Regions from separate parts of the Homo sapiens genome. Here region 2 is linked to region 1. Evidence: read pairs that join two places in POLR2A ChIA-PET (ENCODE). Cell type or tissue: A673. All regions are shown on one strand.

The links. ChIA-PET counts read pairs that join two places held together with the same protein. Peaks named below come from ENCODE experiments on the same cell type or tissue, not always from the same donor. Only the 100,000 strongest peaks of a DNase experiment are listed, where the experiment ranks them.
Region 2: POLR2A ChIA-PET joins it to region 1 with 15 read pairs; 3 of 35 experiments call an interaction of 5 or more read pairs at or near these places.

Annotation. Positions count from the first base shown.
Region 1 is chr14:72,075,798-72,078,297 of GRCh38, forward strand. The region is part of intron 2 of RGS6 (regulator of G protein signaling 6); the gene reads left to right. Among named protein-coding and RNA genes, the nearest start is that of RGS6, 140 kb to the left of the region's middle. RefSeq lists an enhancer at 31-571. In A673, no CTCF peak of the experiment used is centred here; no DNase peak of the experiment used is centred here.
Region 2 is chr14:72,310,279-72,312,778 of GRCh38, forward strand. The region is part of intron 2 of RGS6 (regulator of G protein signaling 6); the gene reads left to right. Among named protein-coding and RNA genes, the nearest start is that of MIR7843, 210 kb to the right of the region's middle. In A673, no CTCF peak of the experiment used is centred here; a DNase peak (open chromatin) is centred at 1,213.

The DNA.
Region 1 (2,500 bases):
ACCTTACGTGACCTCCGGACGGCAGTGTCAGTGTTGGAAATGGCAGGCTGCTGCAAATATGCTAAAACCTCATCAGTTGTCTCTATTCGTCTGACCAAAGTCCGTGGGAAGAGCAAGATGCTGGTGATATCCTGGAGCTCTTCTGACACAAGGCTCTGGCTAGCCTTGATACATTCCTCAAATTCTTCCTTCCAATTCTGAAACCTTTTGTTTTCCAGACAATAAAACCCTCCCAAACTCCTACCTAGACATTCTCTCTAAGCAGTCCTGGGAGACCACATGTGACTTGACTTTTAACTATCTTTACAGCGTTTACATTTTGCTCCTTCTTTTTGTCATGCCATTACTAGAGGGAGGATGGGCCATCCAGAGCAGCGTGCGCCCTCCACAGGCACCTTAGCCTGTTCTTCACTCCGCCATGATTGAAAGAGGAGAAAATATTCTATAGCTGTTCCTTTTCTGTTCTTGGCTTTTTCACTCTTACTGACCTTACAAGTTTTATTTTTCCATTTCTGAATCTCAATTATTTTCATTTCTCCTATTCAGTATAGTTTTTAATAGATAGCATTGCATTACATGGATGTCCCTTATTTAATCAACTGTTTGGTATTTCTTTTCTGTTTTTCAAAATCTAATGAACACTCCAGTGAATATCCTTTTGTTCGGGATTTATCTCTAGAAGGAAGATTACTGGCTAAAAATATATGTACATTTAACATTCATATACATATCTATACACACTTTTTTTTGAGACAGCGTTTCACTCTGTCACCCAGACTGAAATGCAGTGGCATGATCATTGTTCACTGCAGCCTCTACCTCCTGGGCTCAAGCAATCCTCCCACCTAAACCTCCTGAGTAGCTGGGACTATAGACACGTGCCATCATGCCAGCTGAGTTTAAAATCTCGTTTTGTAGAGACATGGTCTTACTATGTTGCCCAGGCTGGTTTCAGACTCCTTGGGCTCAAGTAATCCTCCCACCTCAGCCTCCCAAAGTATTGGGATTATAGGTGTGAACCACTGGGCCTGGCCTATGTATACATAATTAGGCTATACTGTCTATAAAATTTGGCTATCTATAGTCAAATTATTTTATATGCATATATCCAAATATACCTATAAATAGCCAAATTATACATATACAGCCAAATTTTATATATATATATATATAAATGTTATATATATATAGCCAAATTATATAAAGCTGTATATATAGTCACATTATCCTACAGGAAATGATGTAAATGTACCAATTTACATTCCTGTAACAGGGCATTAGAATTCCCTTTTTCCAGAGCCTTGCCAACACTGGTTATTTATAACCCTTTCAAACTTTGTATGAAAGTTGTATGTATTTTAAGATAAATGAAAACTTATATTGATTTGTAATTATTTATTGGTATAATTGAACACCTTTCCATATCTTTATTGTACTAATGTGTATGAATTCCATCTTAATAGTTTTGCTAACTTGTCCATTGAGGGGTTTCCTACTGATTTGTAATGGCTCTCTATATAAAAAGGATGTTAATTTTTGCCTATTTTACAGTAATAGTACAAATATTCTCTCATGTTTTCTATTAGTCTTTTAACCTTTGTTTAGTTTTTTTTCGTTCCTTCATAAATGCTAAATTTTATGTCATCATATCTTTCAGTCCTTTTCTATATTATTTCTGGCTTTGATGGCATGCATTGAAAGCCCTTTTCCACCCCAGAGTTATCAACTCGTTGGAAAATGATGTTGAAATGTCACTTTTAATATTTACTAAACACTCTTGCCTAATTTGTTCTATTTTGAAGCCCTTTAATTCTGTTTCTTTAATCTGCCTGTCTTTTTTTTGTGCCTGTTCCTTACTGTCTTGACTACTGCAGGCAACATACTTACATCTAAAGAACAAGCACACCTATTCTGCCCTTTTGCTAAACAAATTTTCAGCCTCTTTTTCAATGATTATTTTTTCAAATCAATGTTAAACATCACGTAAAGTTTCAAGAAAACCCCTAGGGGTATTAGTATTTAGAGTGCATTAAATTTTTAGCTAATTCATGGGAGAATTTGAAGTATTATATCTTCTAATTTAAGTTAGAGTACAGGAATTGTCTGTCTTTATCCCTCTAAGTACATTCAGATTCTCAAGAATAGTACCAAAATTCTCAGATCCCCCTCTACCAGTATTTTTCTCCCACTGATGGCTCTTCAACCCTAAAATGTCTTAGTGGTATGGTTTGGATCTCTGTCCCCACCAAATCTCATGTCCGATCGTGGTCCCCACTGCTGGCAGTAGGGCCTGGTGGGAGGTGATTAGATCATGGGGAGGCTTCTTATGAATGGCTTAGCACCCTCCACTTTGTGCTGTTCTTATGATAGTGAGTTCTCATGGGATCTGGTTGTTAAAAAGTGTGTGGCACCTCCCCAAACCCCTTGCTCTTGCACCGGCCATGTAAGGTGAGGATGCTTCCCCTTTGTCTTTTGCCATAATTCTAAGTTTCCTGAGGCC
Region 2 (2,500 bases), 230 kb after region 1:
TCAGCCGCTGGTCTTGAGGAGGGTTTGTTTCTCTCCTCTGTCTTCTAGGAAGCAAAAGGTTAAACTGTTCATTTTAAGAGCCTCCCTGGGTATAAAATACTGAGCTTTGTCTTTCTGGAGTGAGCCGATTCCTAGGCCCCTTGACCTTTGCTCCAACATGTCTGCTGCCCATCCCTTAGAGTGTTTTTCTTTGCTTTCTATTTAGTCAGAAGGAATGAGGCTAGTGTCTGCCGTTAGCTTAATTATTGGGGAAAAGCGTTGGAAGAAAAGAAACTGATTCTCTCCATTTTTCTAATTGTTACTTAACCAAGTCTTGACAAGATACAATTTGGTGGCTAATATGCATGGAGTGCCCTTTCTGAAAGCAGAGGCTCTGCTTGTGGATTCTGCAGTGAAGGCTGGAGTCACACCTTGGAAATGACTGTCCACCTTCACATTTGCACACATCACTTACACACATGGAGCTCCTTCCACCACCAGCCTCCCCTGAGCCTTCATAAGACACAGGCTGCTGCTTTAAGGAACATTAACAATCCAGACCCTTCCAGGGACCCATGTGACTCCAGCTTCTCCCACAATAGTCAGAAATCGTAATTGAGAGTTCAGAATTCATAGGTACCAGGATAATATTGCAGAAAGATAATCAGGCACCTACTTCCCAGTTCCCTGAAATTAAAACAGGTATTCATCTTGTCAGAATAAGAAAACAGGGTCCTGCTGTGTTCCAGCCACCTGGCAACCTTGTTCTTAGAATACAGAAAGGGAGGGAAGCAATGTGTGCGATCACTCTAGCCGAAGAATGTAGAGAGAAGCGAAGACCATTTTTTTAGTCCTAATTTCCTACAAGGGACAATGCACCTAAAGTTTTTCAAGCCTTGCTCAGAATCATCTCACAAAAGGAAAGGCCCTTTGCTTCACAAAATATTTTAATGAAAGCAAAACAGTGACTAAGAGCCTCATGTACTGCTGGTTCTGCCTGTTTCAAATCTTGAAAGGCCTTTAATAACCTCCATTATGTGACTATGTGATTTTTATCACACAATCTCAGATTCTTACATTTTTTAAATAACTCACCAGCAAGAACCAATGTCAGAACTAAATGCTAATAAGATTTGGCCTGGGAGAGTAACATAGTAAGATTGTTAATGTTTAATGCACTCTCATCAAAGTGGGATAATCCTACGGCTGAAGGTTAAGTGAGCCTTTTGTAAAAAAAAAAAATAATAGGGAAGAAAACATTATTGTAGCTTTTCCATTTTACTCAGTCAAATGAATTCAACATAAACTTGTTATAGCCAAGCCCAGGCTAGACATTTCCTGGTGATCTGGTAATTTCCCTTGTATTGTTCATGTGGTTTGTCTCTTTCCTCTTCCTCTTTGTTTCTAATGATGATGATGAACAGCATCTCTGCAATAGGCCACATTCTCAAAGTGCTCCATTCATTGTCACTTGAAAAGACCACTGTTGGGTTTTATTGCCATCATTGATATACAAGGATAATTTACATACAAAATTGTGGTTTGGTTTTAGAGCCATGGCAACCAGAGTATCACTTCTGATGGGAAAAGGAAGAATGGCCTTCAGTGATGGAGTAGGCAATTGCAAAGAGTTCTGCTCCCAGTTCTCTTGCTAAATCAAAAGATTGCAAGGGTCAAGATCGATTTCTTCATTTTCTTTAGGCAGCAATCTGAAGAGGCCCCAGCAGAAAACTCCAGCCTTAGGATTTCTGGTAATCAGAAAAAGAAGCAACTGTTCTTGGGTAACATGTGGTGCCCATAAAAGGGCATCAGCTCTTGGGGGCAGCCTGAGGTTACCAGGTTCACCTTTGCTCATTCTGCGCAAGGATCGCTCCCCTCAGAGTTTCTGCAGGGGAATGTGTACTCTGGTGTTCGGTATTAAAGCTTCTACATGAATTTATAGAGTTGCTTACATTGGCTGAGAAATTGTTTTTTTTTTTTTTTTTTGGTACTCAGCCCTAATTTTCCCTGGCAAATATTGCTCTGTAACTTTGAGATGAATGTACCCATCAAAAACTCCAGAAGAAATTCTCATGCAGTTCTATTATTGCTCATCATTTTGCCAAGGAACGTTAGTAAAGAGAGCTATGAAGTGGCTAAAGAAGTTGTGTTTTTTGTTTGTGTGTTTGTTTTTCCTTTTCATCGTTTTATGTCTTAGTAGGAGAAGAATCCAAGATGAAAAGGACAGGCTCTGGTTTTAGCTTTGCCACTAATTTCGTGTGTTTCCTTATGCAAGTGTCCAGATCTTCTTGGGAATTAATTTCTTTATTTGTCAAAGGGAGCTAATAATACCTGCCCTGGCCAACCTGTAACATAGTTATGCGTAGGAGTAAAATCACAGATGTGAAAGTTTGCAAAATTCTAAGATCCTTAGGTAGCTCATGCGTCGACAGGAGTAATGAATTATACACCTACCGCAAAAGGTGATTGTGGGGATCCAGTGTCAAAGGGCTTAGAAGAGAGTGTGACACATAAGTAGCAT